Linked DNA regions of Mus musculus: regions 2 and 3 are each linked to region 1. The links are chromatin loops, found by intact Hi-C in ENCODE. Cell type or tissue: left cerebral cortex. All regions are shown on one strand. Links, peaks and the distances in the headings refer to the core of each region. The heading gives the core; the rest is flanking DNA.

Region 1 (7,465 bases), core at 992-5,991:
GCTGTGGCCTCGGATCCAGGGCCATGGGCTCTACCTCCCAGAGGCACGGGAGGAATAATTACTGTCAGTTAACCGACCCAACTGCTCAAGACTCCTCACCCTATAGTCTCCCCTGACCTCCCAAGCTCCCCATTTGTGGCTGGTGCTGCCTCTGTGAGGTCTCCTGCCCACCTGGGTGCATGAGTTCCTGTGTGGTGCTGGGCATGCTGTCCTGGCCAGTCCTCATCCATCCTCTGGCCACCTCTTCCCCAGCCCAGGCTTCCATTGCTTGCTCTTGCGGTGCTCAAATGGAGCCTGGGCTTGTCTCTACTCTCTGCTGTGCCACTCTGTGTGTGATCAAGTTGCTGCAGCCTACAACCAGCCCCAGGACAGCCAACCTCTGCACCTGCAGCTCTGGTTGGGGTAGTGCAGAGCTAGAGCCGCCATGCCTGTGTCCCTGCAGGAGAACTGTGCCATTCTGAAGGAGCTAGTGTCCCTGCGAGCACAGAAGTCCAGCCTGTTGGGGTTCCACACACACGCGGACTACGTCCTGGAGATGAACATGGCCAAGACCAGTCAAACAGTAGCCACCTTCCTAGGTAGCCACTCTACTCTGGCCATGGACTCCCATCTTTGCCTCACCCACTCAGCCTGGAAGGCCATTGTCATGACCGTGTCAGGGGCAGAGCCTGCAGCCCAAGTCCAGCTGCTTCCTTCCACACGCCCTTGCCCTGGCAGTGAGGGGCCCCCCTGGCTCTCTCTCCTGGGGTTCTGGATGGTGATGTAGCTAGGTCTCCTGTTGCATGTGGGTGTGTGTTGTCCTCTTTCCTGGGCAGCAGGCAGGGGTGGCGGAGGGTGACGGTGGTGTCTCTGCAGATGAGCTGGCACAGAAGCTGAAGCCCCTGGGTGAGCAGGAGCGCGCGGTCATCCTGGAGCTGAAGGAGGCAGAGTGCGCCAAGCGGGGACTGCCATTCGACGGGCGCATCCACGCATGGGACATGCGCTACTACATGAACCAGGTGGAGGAGACTCGCTATCGTGTGGACCAGAACCTGCTGAAGGAGTACTTCCCCATGCAGGTGGTCACACGTGGGCTGCTGGCCATCTACCAAGAGCTGCTGGGGCTGACCTTCACGCTGGAGGAAGGTGCCGCTGCCTGGCACGAGGACGTGCGGCTCTACTCAGTGCGGGACGCCGCCTCTGGAGAGGAGATCGGCAAGTTCTACCTCGACCTATACCCCAGGTGAGAATGGGGCCCTGCCAGGCATGGGGCAGAGGAGTAGGAAGTCCAGGGCAGCTTGGGGCTCCTGCTGTGGGGGGGGGGCCTGCAGCCCCCGGATCCACTGCCAGGCACTGAACATTGGCTCTGGATGCCCCGGTACCTCTCGTCTCTGCCCTGACCTCATCTCGATCCCCAGGGAAGGGAAATATGGCCATGCAGCCTGCTTTGGCCTGCAGCCTGGCTGCCTACGGCAGGATGGCAGCCGGCAGCTGGCCGTCGCAGCCATGGTGGCCAATTTCACGAAGCCCACACCTGACGCGCCATCCCTGCTGCAGCATGATGAGGTGGAGACCTACTTCCACGAGTTCGGGCACGTCATGCACCAGCTGTGCTCGCAGGTGAGCTGGGCCCGCGAGATCACTCCTCGCCAGCCCTGGGCCTTCTGCCCTGCAGAAATTGTTTTTATTATATTTGCTAACTTGGTGTGAGGGCATGTGTGTGTGTGCCTTACGTGTGCAGACCCCACCAGCATCAGGCTTGTCAGCATTGACCCACTGACCTGACCTGCCTCTTCCCTCCTATGCTGTGTCTGACAGTGACCTACCATCTGTCACAGTGCCATCTCACCCACACTTGCATGCCAGGATGACTTTGGGGACAGTTTGTCCAGGAGGGAGGCTGGAGCAGAGCCTTATTGAGTGTGAGACTGGAGAAAAGGAGCCAGGGAGGTGGCACAGCCTCTGGCCTCAGCAGCTGCTGGCATCCAGTGTGCAGAAGCCAGGGAGCTGACATCTGCCGTGCCTGGTCTAGGCGGAGTTTGCCATGTTCAGTGGGACCCACGTGGAGCGGGACTTTGTGGAGGCGCCGTCCCAGATGCTGGAGAACTGGGTGTGGGAGAAGGAGCCCCTGATGCGCATGTCTCAGCACTACCGCACGGGCAGCGAGGCCCCTCAGGACCTCCTGGAGAAGCTCATCAAGTCTCGCCAGGCCAATGCAGGTGAGCCGTGCTGCTGCAGCCACGTTGCTCAGCCAGGTGAGAACCTTTGCAGTGCTTTCCCAGCCTGAGGCTGACCTCTGACCTCCCCCCAAGGTCTCTTCAACCTGCGGCAGATTGTGCTTGCCAAGGTGGATCAGGTCCTGCACACACAGACAGACGCAGACCCGGCTGAGGAATATGCCCGGCTCTGCCAAGAGATCCTCGGGGTGCCAGCCACACCAGGTAATGTTCACACTGCAGGGCCACCACCATCCCAGCTCCCAGAGAGCTGAGAATTCCCCACCCTGGGGGGCGGGGGGCTGCAGGAGATTCAGGCCTTACCCGTGGAGGCTGTGCACCCTCAAAGTATCTCCATGGGCCCCTCATTGCGCCCTGTGTCTGCCCAGGTACCAACATGCCAGCCACTTTCGGCCACCTAGCTGGCGGCTATGATGCTCAGTACTATGGCTACTTATGGAGCGAAGTGTACTCGATGGACATGTTCCACACACGCTTCAAGCAAGAGGGTGTGCTTAGCCCCAAGGTGAGCTATGATGCAGGGGCCCTGGCCACAGCCAGCTGCGGGGAGAATGGTGTGAGGGGCGTGAGGCTTTTGACCCCAGGTCAGTGAAACTCCAGCTGCCCACTGTGACCCATCTCCTTTTTCCCAGGTTGGCATGGACTACAGGACCAGCATCCTGAGGCCAGGGGGCTCTGAGGACGCCAGCGCCATGCTGAAGCAGTTCCTGGGCCGCGACCCCAAGCAGGACGCCTTCCTCCTGAGCAAGGGTCTGCAGGTGGAGGGCAGCGAGGCGCCTGCGTGCTGACCGGTCCCCAGCTCGCCGCCCTGTGCCTTAGCCCAGCCTGCTGGGCAGCTCAGCAACCCTTGGGCGTACAGATGAGCTTGGGGAAGTTTCCATCCTTGTCCCACCCCGGCTCCAGGTCCCCTGGCCTCAGGCTGCCCAGTGGTCTCCTTGCACTAGCCCCTCCCCAACCTGATGTTGGACATTAAACTCCACACAGGGGCACCCTGCCTGGTCCTCTCTCTGTACTGCTCTGCCCCAGGCTTGGCCAGCTACTTCCTCACTGGCATCATGGTGTGACATGTGATAGTCTAGCCGTTGGAGGGTGCTAAGAACTGGTGCCAGGGTCACCTGCGCAATGTGTCACTCAGGGTCACTGTGTCTGTTCTCAGCTACCAGCTCCTTTCTGGACCTCTCTAGGGAATGGGTGGGAGCAAGACTTGGTGAGGGGCTGCCATCTGCTGGCTCTGTACAGTATTGCAACCTCTAGCTTCTATTATTTCTGCATAACAAAAAAAGATAGGGCCTTCCTTGTGTAGCAGGGCTGGCCTCCTCTGACTTGCTCAAATATCAGACAGTGAGCACATGCATACAACTGAAGAACTAGTAGCCACAGCAGAAGGAAGCCGGTGGGGTCAGTCTTGATCCTTGAGTAACACAAGGTCCCAATCATCTAATCAATATGCCTCGAGTCCACAGACCAACAGCCACACCTTCAGACACAGTGGACCCGCCCATCCGGTATGGGAGGAGGTCTCTAAATGCACCAGGATGGGCAGCCCCAGGCTATTGTAGGCTGTGTGGCTCAAGGAACTGTGGGACTGACAGACATCTCATTTGCTGCCTGCACAGGCCTTCAGGCTTGAGTTTGAGTCTCCAGGACCATGGGAACAGTTGTTAGGGTTGTGACCCCTGTAATGTCAGCACTGGAGTGAGGCGAGGGCAGGCAAATGCTTGGGGCTCACTGGTTAACTGTCCTAGGTGAATAGGTGAGGCCATCAGGCTCAGAAGATGGCCCAGAGGCTACAGCACCAGCTGCTCCCACAGAGGCCCCAGAATCTCAGTACCCACGTGGAGACTCACACCAGCCTGTACCTACTCTCTCTAGAGGGTCAGGTGCCCCTCCTGGCCTCCTGTGCACAGACAGCCACACGGGACAGCCGGGGGCTGAGAAATGGCTCAGTGGTTAGGAGCACTGACTGCTCGTGCAGACTTAGGCTGAGGACCCACCCTTCACACACATCTGGCAAGGCTGCAGCTGCATTCAGGCAGGCCCTGCCTCCAGCTCGCTTTACTGGGATTCAAACTATGGTCCTAATTGATGCTTGCCCTGCAATCATCCTTACGAGCCCTGTTATCCACCCCAAGACTGTCTCTGAGTTTTCTAGACAGTTTCTCAGTGTAGCCCTGGCTGTTCTGACTTTGTAGACCAGATTGACCTTGAACACAGAAATCCTCCTGCCTCTGACTTCTGAGTGCTGGCATTTGAAGCATGGCCGCCATCCATGACACAAGAGTTCTCTTATTCCTCCTGCCCCCTTTTCCTCCTGTGTTTACTGGCTGTTGTGAACTGCCCATAAGACCAGACACAATCATCCCCCTCACCGCCAGCTTCCTCACCATAAAATCAGTGCAAGGGGGTGGGGGCAGCCAGCCAAGACCCTCCTGGAGGCACAGGCCAGAGCTCATGCCCTCCAGGCTCCACTCTGCTCAACTCACTTCTGTTTTGGTTTTTGTTTTGTTTTTTTTTTGAGACAGGGTTTCTCTTTGTAGCCTGGCTTTCCTGGGACTCAGAAATCTGCCTGCCTCTGCCTCCCAAGTGCTGGGATTCAAGGTGTGTGCCACCACTGCCTGGCTTTGGGGGTTTGTTTGTTTTGTTTGTTTAAGATTTATTTATTATTATATGTGAGTACACTGTAGCTGACCTCAGACACACCAGAAGAGGGCATCAGATCTCATTATGGGTGGTTGTGAGCTACCATGTGGTTGCTGGGATTTGAACTCAGGACCTTCAGAAGAGCAGTCAGTGCTCTTATCCACTGAGCCATCTCGCCAGCCCCTTGTTTTGTTTTGTTGAACCGTGTCTCACTATGTAGACCAGGCTGGCCTCAAACTCAGAGATCTACCTGCATACAGCCTTCAGGTGCTAGGATTAAAGGTGTGTGCCCACATCTGCCTGACCTTGAACCTTGGGTCCTCCTCTCCTGCCTCTACCTCCCCGTGCTGGGATAACAGGTGTATACCCTGTGCCTGGTTCCTATGCTGCTGTGGATGGAGCCAAAGGGCTTCATACAAACTAGGCAAAGGTTTTACCCACTGAGCCGCAGCCCCAGTTTTGTCAAAATACTTTATTGAAGGTCACAAAGTCTTAGAAAAGGAGGTGGTGCTCACACCTTTAATCCTAGCACTTGAGACACAGAAGCAGGTAGAGCTCTGTAAATCTGAGGCCAGCCTGGTCTACAAGAGGAAGACCTCTCTCCAAAAGAGGAAGATGGAAGTTTGTGGGCTAAACCTTGATTTGGGAAGCCCAGGTCCCAGAGACTCTGCATCTTCCTGGTGGTCAGGGGAGAGTAGGAGCTCCATGGTTGGAGGTTAGGGTTCAGGTGTTAGTGTCAGTCTGTCTGCATGTATGGGTAAAGGGCTCTGGTTCCTGTTCTACCCCAGGGCCTTCATGTCTCTGTGCCTGGAAACCCCATTTCCCCCTGACTTGGGGGTCAGCTTCTCCAGGAGGCAGTCGTCCCCAGGGCTGTCTGAGTCTGTCACAGCACCCCCAATGCATCTTGCACCAGACGGACCCTAAGCCACCTTGGTACCCAGGACAGCCACATCTCCCCTGGTATCTCCAGCCCAACCCGGCCTGGACTGAGCAGTGGTTCTGAAGCCACCCAGTCCAGCAGGGTGGCCCGTCCCAGGTCCTCTGTGGAGTTGGCCAGCACCAGGGTGGAGTTGTCTAGCTCTTCTGTCAGGTTGTCCAACATTGGAATTTCCAGAAAATTTCCCCAGTCTGCACTGAGACCACCGGAGGAAGGGCCTTTGTGGGGGGTACCAACGTCGGGCCAAGGTCCTGGGACCTCAGATCCTGGGGTGACATCGGGAGCCACGCGGGATGCAGCGTGGTTGTGGAGGGTTCTGGAAAACACTGGGGAGAACTAGGGAGTCAGAAGAGGCAGGCATGAGGCACAGCCTCAGCTTTGTGGAGTCTCACCTGCCCTAGGTGGGCAGGATGTAGTGGCAACTGTGTCCCCTGGGTTGTGTGACACTCATTGTATGAACAGTTTGGCAACATTCTGTTCTCTACCGTTTTGTGTATCTGGGACTTAAACTCCAGTTCTCAGGCTTAGTGGCAAGTATCTACTCTCTGAGCCATCCGCCTCAAGTCTCCTGATATGGTATGGGCTTTTGGTTTTGAGGGGTGTGTGTGTGTTGACATGTTTTGTCAGGGGTCTCACTTAGCCCAAGTTGTCCTATGTAGCCAAGGATAGCTCTGAAGTAATCCCCTGCCTCCACCTTCCCAGAGCTGTATGACAGGCCTGCACCATCACCCCTGGTATCTATGATGCTGGGAATGGAAGCCAAGGCCCTGCATAGCAGACCACTGTCCTGCCCCTGGCACCTCACCCTCACCCTGGGGATCCGAAGGCTGGTACTGCCTACCTCGCACTGGCACGAAGTCTCCAGGGCTGTCAACTTTGTTGGAGTTGAAAGGGCTGATGGAGGGGAGGATGATCAGGGCGAAGGACAGCAGAAGGACCTGCCGGAGATGGGGTGGGGTCACAGGCAGGGAAGCTGGGGTCCAGCTATCAGAGTGTGGGTCTCAGGAGGAGGCTGAGACTTTTTCTTTTATCTAAATTTTTTTAGATATACATGTTGATTATTGGAACAGACTTGCTTTATAGCCAGGCTGACTTGTAACTTGACACAATCCCCCCTGTATCTGTCTCCTGCTATTGAAGACACACACACACGTCATTCAACTGAGACCAAGGACCCCACCAGTCTTGGGGTTCCCAAGAGTGGCTGCAGGCAGGACTCACCGCTATGCAGGTGCCTGCATGGGCTGGCTTGCTGGTTGACTGGACCACAAGTGCCTGCAGGTGTTTCAGCTGCTCCAGAAGAGACCTTGCAGGGAAACACATTTAGGTTGAGCCCTTGGAGTCTCCCATCTTCCTTCCCTGCCCTTTCTGGAATCCCAAGACTTGATGGTGTACAGACTCCACCTTCCCTAGGACACACTCTCTGCCCCTCAGTTTCTCTGATCCTGCCCCAGGACCTTTGCACAGGCTGTGCCCTCTGTACTAAGGATGATGTTTCCACCGATATGTCTACAGCTGGTCCTCTCTCAGCCCAGACTTCGTATATGCCAGTTCCTCTCTAGCCAACCCTCGAGTACCCATCAAAGTCCCGAGTCCAAATGCCCTATGGTGGACGGAGGTCTAGTCACTTGCCATCTAACAGGCACGGGGCCATCTTTTTGTTCTTCTTTGG
Region 2 (6,227 bases), core at 1-5,000, 65 kb before region 1:
AGCCCACTCCTCCCCGATACACCCCGAGTCTCTTCAGCATGCGGAGCTCACCTGCCTCCAGCCAGTGTCTCAGCAGCCGCACAGCCGAACGCACCGCGGGGCCTAGAGAGGGCTCTTCCATGGGGCGGGGTCTCCCGCGATGAGGGCGGAGCCTCTGTAGCATTCGGACCAATCAGAAGCCAAGGTGGCGGAGGTTGGTCCAGAGGAGGAGCCTAGGGCCGACAGTCTGGTAGGCTTAGCCTTGGGGGCAGGGCGGGGCTTCGGGCTCGAGTGGGCGGGCCAAACCCAGGAATGGCGTCTCCACGGGCCATTCACTAGCTGGAGGGCGGGGTTATGCGTCTAAAGATTGGCAATCAATGGTGCAATCAAAGGGGCCTCTCTGAGGAGAAGCTGCTTAACGTTAGGCATGTACTAAGTCAGGCTTTGTTTTGTTTGGATTTTCGAGTTTATTTTATTGGTGTGTATTTATTGTATGGTATAATGAGTTTCATTATGACGTTTGCATACATTTGTATCCCATATTGTGATAATATTCATCTTCCGCTGAGCATCATTTTAGCAGTAAGAAAACACCGATCAAACTCCCCATCTCAGCCCAGATCTAACAGAACAGCAAGGTCCAGTCAAAAAACCCCATGGGAGCCAGGGACAGGAAGCTCCCTTGTGGTTTTCAAGGAACGAGTTTGAATCCCGAGCAGAGACCCAGGATAGTGAGGAAATACTGATTTTTTATTTGCTTGTTTATCATTTCTGTATTCTGATGTTCATCTCCGGTTTTTTCTATTCTCTCTGTTACTTGGGTTTTTTTTTGGCTTTTGCAGTACTTGGCTTGGGTTATAACTTCAGCCATATATATATATTTTAAGACAGGGTCACAGTAAACCGCCCAGGCTGGCCTTGAACTCACCATGCAGGAGAGGATGACTTTGACTCTCCAGTGGGGGCAGTGGCACCAGGGACTCATGCTGGAAGCCCCAGCCCATGGGTCTGCATTCTCTACAAGTTTTCTTGGTGACCTCAGAGACATCTGGAACATCCCTGCAGGTAACAGCCATCCCAGGGAAAGACCAGTGCAGCCCCTGGGTGGGTGACCTCAGGATTCTGGTGTGGACTGACATTCTGTGACAGACAATCTACTGGCTCGGCTCCCTGGACTCTTGTCATTCCTGAAGGAACCTGGCTATCATCCACACACACATCCACACACATACATGCACACACATATGAATGCCCCCACCACAGACATGCACAGACAGGCACACACATGCACGTGTGCTCACACACACAAACACACACAAACACTGCACTTTATATTCAGAGAAAGCCCAGAACCTTTCTTCAGTGTTCTTCCCTGGCACATCCCATCCAGGCTGTCCCCAGACCCTACTACTGTTTGTGGTTCACCTGGTAGATGCAGAGTTGGGCTATCTTCCAGCACTTGAGAAGATGAGGCAGGAGGACTGCCCCAAGTTTGAGTTCAGTTTGGGCTACATGGGTGAGTTTGAAGCCATTGTAGGCAACATGAGACCCTGTTTCAAAAACTAACTAATGCTGGAGAGTCGGCTCAGTGGTTAAGAGCACTAGCTGTTCTTCCAGAGGACCTGGGTTCAATTCCTAGCACTCACATGGCAGCTCACAACTGTCTCCAGTTTCAGGGGATCTGACACCTTCACACAGACATGCACACAGGCAAAACACCCGTGCACATAAAATTTAAATAAATAAATAAATAAATGAATAAATAAATAAATGAATAAATAAATAAATACAAACACTAAGAGGTTTGTAGCTCAACAGGAAAAGTATCTGCCTCCAAGCCTGAGAGCCTGAGAGAATCTAATCTCCAGTAAGGCTAGACCATTGTGTCCTCTGACTACCACACACATACTGGAGCGTGTGTACATGCACACGTGCACACACACACACACAAATTTCCCAAATGTAATTCAAAACAAGATCCACAAAAATTACCCTTTTGTGGCATGCAATTGAGTCTAAGTAGATTCAGGAGACCGCACTGAGCCCAGAGGCCACCAGGGGGAGCGCTGGAGCTGCCCGCCCTGGGCACATCCCCTTCCCCTAGGTCCAGACCTTGTCACCCTGACCTACCTAGACTCTTTCATTTCCATGATTTACATTGTTTTGTTTTATTTTTTTCCAAAACTGTTCGTATTTATTTTGTGTGTAAAGATGTTGTGCATGCATGTGTCTGTGTGCTCACCGTGTGTGTGTGTGTGTGTGTGTGTGTGTGTGTGTATGCAAGTGGTCTGCAGAGTCCAGAAGAGGGTATTGGATCCCTTGGGACTGGGTGCTGGAAATGAAACCTAGTTCTCTGGATGAGCAGTCAGTGTTCTCTACTGCCGTGTTGTCTCTCCAGCCCTGTTTGTTTGTTTGTTTGTTTGAAATAGTGACTCACTGTGTAGACAAGGCTGGCCTCCAACTCACAGAGATTCACCCATCTATTTACCTCCAAGTGCTGGAATTAAAGGTTTGGCTGCCACAAGCCAGCCTGTTTCTATGACTCTTGTTGTCTTAAAAGCCAGTATGCATCTTTTAAAAACAAACAAACAAAAAAAAAATTGAGCTGGGCCAGCAACAGTTTGATGTACAGAGGCACTTGTGGCTAAGTTTGAAGACTTGAATTTGAGTCCCAGGAGCCACATGATGGTAGAACACAGACCGCTGTGTGCTGTCCTCTGACCTATACACACAATAAATAAATAGACAGAAAAATAAATGTTTAAATGTTTAAAAAAATCATCATGGCTAGGCAGTGGTGGCGCAAGCCTTTGATCCCAGCACTTGGGAGGCAGAGGCAGGCAGATTTCTAAGTTTGAGGCCAGCCTGGTCTACAGAGTGAGTTCCAGGACAGCCAGGGCTACACAGAAAAACCCTGTCTCAAAAAAAAAACCCAAAATAAACAAATAAACAAACAATCAGATAAATAAATATTATCATGTATGCCATAATCACGCACACATAACCTTTTAGCAGTCAGGAAACCGAGGCAGTAGGATTGCTGTGAGTTTCAGGCCAATTTGAGCCACAGAGTGGGACTTTTTTTTTTTTTAAGATATTTATTTATTTATTTAATGTATGTGAGTACACTGTAGCTGTCTTCAGACACCCCAGAAGAGGGCATCAGGTCCCTTTTTACATTGCAGATGGTTGTGAGCCACCATGTGGTGCCTGGGAATTGAACTCAGGACCTCTAGAAAAGCAGTCAGTGCTCTTAACCGCTGAGCCATCTCTCCAGCTCCAGAGTGGGACTGTCTTAAACTAACACAAACTGTTGGTTTTTTTTTTTTGTTTTTGTTTTTGTTTTTGTTTTTGTTTTTTTGAGACAGCTTCTCACAAATGTACCCCAGGCTGCCCTCAGATTCACTGTGTAGCCAGGAGGACTGGCTGCTCCACCTCCAAACGCATGTGTCTCTGTGTGTGTGTGTGTGTGTGTGTGTGTGTGTTTGTACATGAGACATCACATGCAGGTTATACAGGACAGAAACGGCATCGAGGGTTTCATCCACATCAGGAGAGACACAGCCAAATTTCACCTATTACTATACGAAAGATAAATGCAGCCTTTCTTTTCCATTTCTGGGCATGGAGTCCATGGCCTCATATGACCTAGGAGAGGCTCCAGCCCCTTGCTGGAGGATTCTAGGCGGAGCTCCATCCTGACCACGCCCTCAACCCCCCTCAATGGAGATTTCTAGGCAGGCTCCACCCATGACCACGCCCTCATCGCCCCTCACTGGAGGATTTTAGGCGGAGTTCCATCCTGACCACGCCCTCATCGCCGCTTATTGGAGGATTCTAGGCGGGGCACCATCCATGACCACACTCCCAGGATGTAGGTATTTTTTATGTTTTTTTTTCCTTTGTTTTTGTTTTCTCTCTTTTTGTTCTTTATTTCTCTGGTTCTGTGAGGTTTAAATTTTTATTTTGTTTGTTGTTTGTTCACGTATGTTTGTGCCTGAGTGTGGGCACTGGCTGATACGCCATGGCCAGGCCAATGCAGGGTGCTGTTATCCTCTTTGGCTCTGCCTATTTCTTCTAGGCAGGGTCTCTCCCTGAACCTGGGTCTTATGTTTTCTATCCTAGGCTAAAAGGAGGGTGTTGCTTTGTTCTTGGCTCCCTTGGCTGGGGTTACAGGAATCCTGACTTGTTTCCTTGTGCTAGGAATTGAACGTTGGTTCTCTGAGAGAGCTGCAAGCATTTCTAACCATTGGGCCACCCCTCCAGCCCTTGTTTCTGTTGGGATTCCTGGCAATGTGCCTCCCTATGCAGCCTCCCATGCTGGGATTCGAGGCAGGGGTGGCCATGCTCAGTTGTACATGACTGAAGGTGGAGGGGCTGAGAAGGCAGGCACCCTGGCCGGTGCACACTGTGGCCGAACCTGGGCTCCAGGTCAGAGCTGGGCGTACTGTGGTGCCTTTTACACACAGTGAATGGGTGAATGAATGAATTAGTGAGTGAATGAATGAGCTCAGCCAATCTGTCCTTTAAATGGCAGAGGGCAGCCTGGGAAGTTGAAGGACTGGGCGGGAATCAGAGAGAGGCTGAGTAAAAGACTGAGCCCCTGGGGCAGGATCCAGGGAGGCCAGCAAGGCCCACATAAGGAATGGACACTGTTCATGGCCCAGTAAGCTTGGCTGTGACCTTGGCTGTGACACCCACTGCAATCCCCCCTCCCCGTGTCCCCCACGCCCACCCTCCATTTCCCACCCTCAGCTGCAGCAGGCAGCTTAAAGCCCCACAGAAGCCACATGCAGCACAGGGGAGGCAGGATCCACGTGTTTATTGCAGGAAGACAAGGTCTACGAGAGAACGGTACACAGACCCCACATGGGATGGGGCTCCCACATGCGGGGGGCAGGGGTGGGTCACAGCAAGCGAGGCCTGGCGGGGTCCCCAGCACCAGAGATGCCTGGGCAGGTTGGCCAGCAGCCAGGGTGGGCTCCGGCCTCCCCTGCCACCCAGCCCGGTTCTCCCCAGGATGGGCAAGGCCAGCCAGGAGAAGCCTGGGGTGGCCCAGAGATTGTGCTATCAGGGTGTGTCCCTGAGAAAGGGCTGTGACCCCCTGTCCAGCCAGGAGCCACTCCCGGGGCTTGGGAGCAGGTGGCAGCTGTGGGGGCCCTGGGCTGGCTAGAGGTCAGGGCTCAGCTATGCTCAGACTCAGGCTTCAGGCTGTGGCTCTCCCTGTGCCTGGCACACAGAAGGGAACACAGTGGGGTCCGGCCTACTTGGTCATCTGGCTTCAGCCTTCTTTCTGCTTCTCTGTCTCTTTGTGACCATGTCTTTGTCTCTCTTTATCTCCTTTATCTCTGTCTCTGTCTCTCTCTCACACTCTCTCACACTCTCTCTCTCCCTTCCAATACACACTCTCTCTCATTCTACCTCCCACTCTCCCTCCCTCTCACACATACACTCTATCTCTCTCACTCTTCCCCCACACACTCTCCCCCTTCACACACACACACTCACTCTCCCCCCTCTCTCTCCCTCTCTCTTTCTCGTCCCCACCCCAGAGGTTCCAGCTCACTCAGGCCACAGCCTGGTCTGTAGCCACTGTGAGGTGATGACCTCACACTGAGGCCTCTGTACTGCAGCTTTGTCACTTCTGAGCCAGGAGCCAGCTTGCCACAGCCTGGAACAGACCTGGTGCTCATCAGACAGGCCTGTGTCACCCACCCCTGAAAACACAGAGCCATACAGACACACCACAATGTCTAGGTGCCCCCCCCCACACACACACACGGCCACTTACACTGTGGTCTCACTAAGAACACAAAGTGGTGCAAGAACACCCCATCCCAAGACAGACACACACCCATCCACACACACAGGCACATAAACACAGAATTCTAAGTCACCCTCATCTGGGTGGGACACAGGCCCAGGAGCCACTCAAGTCTCCTGGACAGTCTCGCAGATACCACAGGGGCTCCGTAACTCAGGGCAGACATGGGGGACAGTCTCCAGAGTACACATGACCAGCAAAGAGGCTCAGATTCTGTCAGAGCCCTAGGGCAGCAGCCACTAGTCCTATCACCGCACACAGGGACTTTGCTGATAGACTCTCAGCTGGGCACCCCACCCTCAGCACCCCAAACCCCCAGTCGGGGTGGCTGTCGAGGTGCCACTGTGCCAAGGTCTCTATCTCAGCAGAAGGCTGGTGTCCAGGTGGGCAGTGTCCAGGCAGCCACTCCACACTCCAAGTTCAG
Region 3 (6,227 bases), core at 1-5,000, 160 kb before region 1:
GACTTGAGTTGTCTTACCCTACCAAAGACTAGAGACCATCCTCATATTCCCCCAAGAGGGTGGGGTACAAACACCCTCCAGATGCCTTTCACTGCGGGGGGGGGGGGGGGGGGGCAGCCCCAATGGCTCCTCCCCCAGGTACCAGTGTGAAACCACCCTGTCCCACAACAAGCTGTGGCCCACTCTGTGCCGGTCCCTGAGGAGTCACACACTCATTGTTGGACTCTTCCCTTGGAAGCCTTCAGCAGAAGTACCCCAAGATGTCCATGGACCCTACAGTGGGTGGAGACTGCCCAGCTCCTATCCTTGTCCATTGGTGACACCCAAATCATTACCCTCACAATCTCAAACCCTAGAACCTGAGTGTCAGGAGAGCCCCCAAATGGCCTTCTCACCTGGGTCTCCCAGGGCTGTGCCGAATGCGCCCTTACACACTGGGTACCCAAAAGTCCACGAGTCCTCTGAAGGGGATCAACACTGGATCAACACCTCTCCTCAGGGGCCCCAAATCTCCACAGCTCGAATAAGGATGGTCTTGCCTAGAGTGGTGCTCTCCCTCAGGGGTTCCCAGCACCCCTCACTGGGGTCCTCAGGGGTTTGGGTCTGCCAGGCTTGGTATTCCTCCCTCAGAGACCCTCAAAGCTCCCCAGGACAGCCTCCAGACAGCACTTCCTTAGGGTCCCCTAGGGTCTCATGGGCCCCTAACTGGGGAGACTTGCTCAGTCTCAGCACATTACCTCTGGGGTGTCTTAGGAATCAGGCAGGGTCCTTTAAACCTATGACCCTGGGTGGGCAGGGCTTTCCTGCCTATTCATGGAATGTGAAGTGTCCCCCAAGGTCCTTGAGACAGGGTTTCTCTGTGTAGCCCTGGCTGTCCTGGAACTCACTCTGTAGACCATGCTGGCCTCGAACTCAGAAATCCACCTGCCTCTGCCTCCCAAGTGCTGGGATTAAAAGCGTGCGCCACCACTGAGGGAAACACCCAAAGGTGACCTCTGGCTTCCACATGCACAAACACATACACACACACCCATACACACACACACCCATACACACACACACCCATACACACACACCCACACACACACACACACACCCATACACACACACACACACACACACACACACACACACACACACACAAGCCATCCTGATCCCACTCAGCTAAGCTTAGGTCCTTAGGACCCGGCTTTATTGAAGTTTTACCTCAGTCTACACGTCTCCTTTAGGGTCCCCATGTGAGCACAGGTTAGCTTCATCAGCACCTGTCTCAAGAGCGCCCGGGTGGGTGGGGCTTCGGGGGCGGGGACTAACATTGTTTACACCTGTCACTTGTCCCTAAAGTCCCTCCCATGGGAGGGATTTGGACCCATCTGCACTAGTCCCCTTCCCCGTCCAGACTTTAACCTGTGTTAGGGTTTTTGGTAGGCGGGACTTACCTGCCTGCACCAGTTCCTGGTCCCCCCAGTGGGTGGGGCTTAGCGGTTTGCACCTGTAAGAGATGTGTCTCCCCTCCCCTTGGGCGGCGCTCAGCGCTCTGCAATCGTCCCTGGGGTCTATGGTGGGCAGGGCTCAGGCCTATCACCCAACCCTGGGGTGTCCTGGTGAGCAAAACTTAGCTGTCGGCATCTGCCCCTGGGGGTCCCCGGTGGACTGGGCTTCAGCGTTATGCATCTGTACTGAGGTCCCCGGTAGGCAGTATTTAGCCCTTATATTCCAGCCCCAGAGTCCCCAGTGAACAAGACTCAGCTAGCTGTGCACCAGCCCCCGGGTCCCCTGTGGGCTGGGCTTAGCTAGTTCTATGCACCGTCTCCGGGATCCCGGGTGGGCAGGACTCCGCTCATTTCACCTATCACCAGGATCAAGCTCCCCGCGTCCCCGGTGCCGACCCACGTACCTCGCGAGTGGTCACCTCCTCCTTCTCGGAGATCCGGAGCAGCAACCTATCATTCTCCAGCTCCAGCGCGCGGACACGGTCGATGTAGTGTGCCAGGCGGTCGTTGAGCTCACGGAGCTCCTCCTTCTCCTGCAGCCGAGACAGACGCGTGGGCGACAGCGGCGTGGCGGGCCCCGCGTGGGGCGGCAGAGACGCCATGGCGGAGGTGGCGGCGGCGGGAGAATCACCTCGGTTGCCCGAATGCGGCGCGCTCATTCAATCCGCGCCGCGGAAGATGGCGCCGCCGCCCGCAGCGCGCCGGAATTTGTAGTCTCCTTGGCGCGGAGCACGCAGGGAGCCGTAGTCCACAGGGCAGCTTGCGAGGCATGCCAGGAGATGTAGTTTCCAGCTTTCCAGTAAAACCCGGGGTTTGGCAGTTACCCTGATTGCGGGTGGAGGAGGCGTTCTGATTTCTACATGTGTACAGATGCACACATGAAGCCACATAAGCGCACACACAGAAATCAATTAATAAATTAAACAAATGCAGAACAAATCGAACAAAAAGACAGCAAGGGTGGGTGAGATGCCTCAGAGGGTAGAAAGGCACCTGCTGCCAAAACTGATGGTCGAATTTGGATCGCTGAACCCTACATACGAGAAGACAAGCAATGCACACAATTGTCTCCTGGACTCCAATTGGGTTCTTCGAAAAACACAGAAATATGTGAGTTTGTGTTTTTGTTTTAATTAGAGGTGTCACATATGGGGCTGCTTCAGATAGTCTGCAGCAGCTGACTATGATTTGCTTCGTGCTCTAGCAGAGGCACGGTTTTGTCAGTTGCACATAGTTTCTGCGATTGTGACCTTAGGAATTATGGACACTTTTCAGAAGATATACAAATGTTATGGCCCCAAGACGGGCTTTGGTTGGTCTCTGTTGGTAACGGTTTGTTAACTAGTCGTGTGCAAAGAAGAAACAACAACAAGAAGAAATTAGATAGCCTGACAGCAAAATCAAACTTGCTCCAAGGAACTCAATGCCCCCAATCAACAGGAAATAGCCTAACAATAATGTCACCCCCTCTTCTCTCTGTCCTTTCCCCCCTCCTATCTAGTGTTAAGGGTTGAAAGGATGGAAAGAGGGTAGAAAAGGGTGGAAGAAAGAAGAACCCACAAAGTAGCCAAGTTCTGCTAAAGTGTCCACACACAGGAACATAGTAAACAAATGTAATTTTTAAAAGAGCCGCCACAAGGCAAATGTCCACTACTGTCTTCCCAGCACTGGCAGGAGGATGGTGAGTTTGAGGATAACATAGCAGAAACACAGGGCTACCAATGTGAGTCAATGTGTAGAGTGTTTGCCTGACTGAGGTCCTGGCTTCTATCCCAGCACCGTGGATGAGCCCCCTGCTCTCACCTCAGCACCAGGCAGATGGAGGTAAGAGAATCAGGAACTCAAGGGCAACCTCCGTGACACAGAGGGTGTGATGGTTTGTATATGCTCGGCCCAGTGTGTGGCACTATTAGAAGGTGTGGCCCTGCTGGAGCAGGTGTGGCACTGAGGGTGTGGGCTAAGACCCTCACCCTAGCTACCTCGAAGTCAGTCTTCCACTAGCAGCCTTCAGATGAAGATGTAGAACTCTCAGCTCTGCCTGCACCATGCCTGCCTGGACGGTGCCATGCTTCCTGCCTTAATGATAATGGACTGAACCTCTGAATCTGTAAGCCAGACCCAATTAAATGTCCTTATAAGAGTTGACTTGGGGCTGGAGAGATGGCTCGGTGGTTAAGAGCACTGACTGCTCTTAACTCGGAGGTCCTGAGTTCAAATCCCAGCAACCACATGGTGGCTCACTACCATCTGTAATGGGATCCAATACTCCCTTCTGGTGTGTCTGAAGACTGCAACAGTATATTCACATACGTAAGATAAAAAAAAAAAAAAAGAGTTGCCTTGGTCATGGTGTCTGTTCACAGCAGTAAAACCCTAACTAAGACAAAGGGTGTGAGGGAATATGGGCTATATGAGGCTCTGTCTCAGAAAACAAACAAACAAAATGGAGACCTGGGCAAGCAAGAAGACCCACCCAATCCAAATCACATAGGCCAACATGAAGCTGGATGTGGTAGAGCACCTGCATGTAATGTCAGCACTCCTGTGGGGAGACGGGGAGCAGAGACAGGAAAGTCCGGGGACAGCTAGACCACAGTACACAGGAAGGGGGATAGGAAGCCAAAGATCCTCAGCCCCTCACATGAATACCGTGACATGTGCGCACACATGAGGGGGCAGAATGGGGAGAGGAGGATAATAAACAGAGCTTGGCTCCCACAATGTGTCAAGTGTCAAGGGCCAGACTATGGACCACCTTTCTCTAACTTGATGTTAACAGGTACCTGGGAGAGTCAATTTTTATGACTGGGAGAGGACTGCTCCCCAGTGCCACACCCACTCCTTGCAGAATAGCCTTCTCCCCGCACATATCATAACACTAAATCTATACAGACAGACTTACTGTCCCCTAGACAACACCTGACCTGTCATCCTGGAAAGGTAAGAATGACTCACTACGGTTAGCATTTGTCTTTCCTAAAGCTACATTGTGTCAAAGGATCTGACACTGTTACCCATTTTCTTTCTGTCTTTTTAAAAAAAGATGAGTATTTTATGTATATGAGTACACTGTAGCTCTATAGATGGTTGTAGCCTTCCTGTAGTTGTTGAGAATTGAATTTTTAGGACCTCTGTTCCCTCCTGTCAGCCCCACTAGCTCACTCTGATCAACCCCACCGGCTCAGGCCCTGCTAGTTCCAGCCCAAAGATTTATTTATTATTATAAATAAGTACACTGTAGCTGTCTTCAGAAGGTGTCAGATCTTATTACACGTGGTTGTGAGCCACCATGTGGTTGCTGGGATTTGAACTCAGGACCTTCAGAAGAAGTAGTCAGTGCTTTTACCTGCTGAGCCATCTCGCCAGCCCCTTCCATTTTCTTTTTTTTTTTTTAAACTTTATTCAATGTATGAGTGCTCTGCTGCATATACATCCGCCTGCTTTAAGAGGGCATCAGATCCCCCTATTGATGGTTGTGAGCCACCATGTGGTTGCTGAGAATTGAACTCATGACCTCTGGAAGAACAGCCAGTGCTCTTAACCACTGAGCCATCTCACCAGACCTTCCATTTTCTTATAATTAGAGCTATTAGTGTAAAAACTGGAAAGATGGGCAGAGGGCATGACTCAGGATCCCCTACCTAGAATCCCCCAGTCTGCAGGCATGGTCAAGGGCACAGCCCCTTAGAGTTCCCCAGTGAGGGTCTGGGATCATGCCTCAAAGGATGAGCACTTACCTACCTAAAGAGAGGTAGGTCCTCAGTTCCACCTCCGCAAATGCAAACATTTTTCTTTTCCCTATCTGATTCACACTGCCCTGCACATATTCGCAAAGGCTCCCAATCCCATCACCTCCTAAAAGGGCAGGCCCACTGACTTGAAATTGAGGCTAGGCCCAACTCAACCTGGACTATAGGAAGGTTTCTGGCAGTTAAAAAGCCAGCATCCCTCAGGAACTCCTGAAGTCTGTTCCTATCTACCAATAGGAGCCGGTTCCCTTGCCTATGGGAGAAGGGACACATAGCTCTCCAATACCTGTGGCTCCTATCAACATATCAATGTCCATGCTGGCCCCAGACTTCCCCAGGCCTTACTCACAAGTACCTGTTAGATATTTCAAGAGTTCCCACATTTCCCCCCTCAGCTCTCCCCCCCCCCATACACATTCTCTTTATACCCATTTATCCATTTCATCTCTCTACTTTCCCCAGGAGAGAGCCTTGGCAGTTGGGAATAAACTTTTCCTTTCCCACCAACACAGCGGCCATTTAGGTTTCTTTACTGCACCCTCGCATACACCCCTCTTGGCTTGTATGTCCTCTGTGCCTCAGGGCCTACGGCTGGGGTCGCCCCCTAGGCACACCATTTCTCCTTGCTGTGCTCCTCAGTGCCCAGGCTTTCTGTCCACTTCCCGCCCTCTTCCCTCTGAGCGGGGCGGGGTTCGTGGTGCACCCCATCCCTGCACGGCTGGACTCTAAGTCCCAGAAAACCATGCGGTACTCGGGATGGGGCAGAACCCTCTGCCCCACCCCTTGCCCCCTCCCCCGTGCTCTTTGGGAGACGTGCTGCAATTTTCAAATTTTGGCGCTGAGAGGGTGTGGCGGTGACAGCTGCTGCTGAGGTGTCCCCTAGCTGCCCCGGACTCGCAGGCCTCCCCATCCCCCACGCTCCTAATACAGCGGGTGGGAAGTGGAGGACCCATGGTTGAAGGAAAGGAAACTGAAGCCTGTGACA

The links. A loop is a pair of places that touch in the nucleus more often than their neighbours do. Peaks named below come from ENCODE experiments on the same cell type or tissue, not always from the same donor. Only the 100,000 strongest peaks of a DNase experiment are listed, where the experiment ranks them.
Region 2: a loop joins it to region 1, with 2.0 times the contacts of the local background. A loop is called at or near these places in 14 of 42 quality-filtered maps.
Region 3: it touches region 1 in a loop (2.1-fold over the local background); 4 of 42 quality-filtered maps call a loop at or near these places.

Annotation. Positions count from the first base shown.
Region 1 is chr10:81,079,016-81,086,480 of GRCm38, forward strand. It overlaps Thop1 (thimet oligopeptidase 1), which reads left to right. Exons shown (of 13, transcript NM_022653.4): 7 at 443-578; 8 at 856-1,222; 9 at 1,398-1,599; 10 at 2,012-2,198; 11 at 2,292-2,420; 12 at 2,585-2,721; 13 at 2,849-3,345. The coding sequence ends at 3,004. Creb3l3 (cAMP responsive element binding protein 3-like 3) reads right to left here. Exons shown (of 10, transcript NM_001382818.1): 8 at 7,015-7,099; 9 at 6,635-6,731; 10 at 5,314-6,119. The coding sequence ends at 5,740. Among named protein-coding and RNA genes, the nearest start is that of Creb3l3, 9.8 kb to the right of the region's middle. In left cerebral cortex, for the core only: a CTCF peak has its summit at 3,438 (motif pointing left); a DNase peak (open chromatin) is centred at 3,442.
Region 2 is chr10:81,014,805-81,021,031 of GRCm38, forward strand. It overlaps Gng7 (guanine nucleotide binding protein (G protein), gamma 7), which reads right to left and starts at 121. Exons shown (of 4, transcript NM_010319.3): 1 at 52-121. Diras1 (DIRAS family, GTP-binding RAS-like 1) reads right to left here. Exons shown (of 2, transcript NM_145217.2): 2 at 4,786-6,227. In left cerebral cortex, for the core only: a CTCF peak has its summit at 2,039 (motif pointing right); DNase peaks (open chromatin) are centred at 236, 2,043 and 3,722; H3K4me3 peaks cover 590 bases; H3K27ac peaks cover 381 bases.
Region 3 is chr10:80,916,067-80,922,293 of GRCm38, forward strand. Lmnb2 (lamin B2) reads right to left here and starts at 2,179. Exons shown (of 12, transcript NM_010722.5): 1 at 1,898-2,179. The coding sequence starts at 2,152. In left cerebral cortex, for the core only: a CTCF peak has its summit at 2,171; DNase peaks (open chromatin) are centred at 1,506 and 2,227; H3K4me3 peaks cover 1,498 bases; H3K27ac peaks cover 1,284 bases.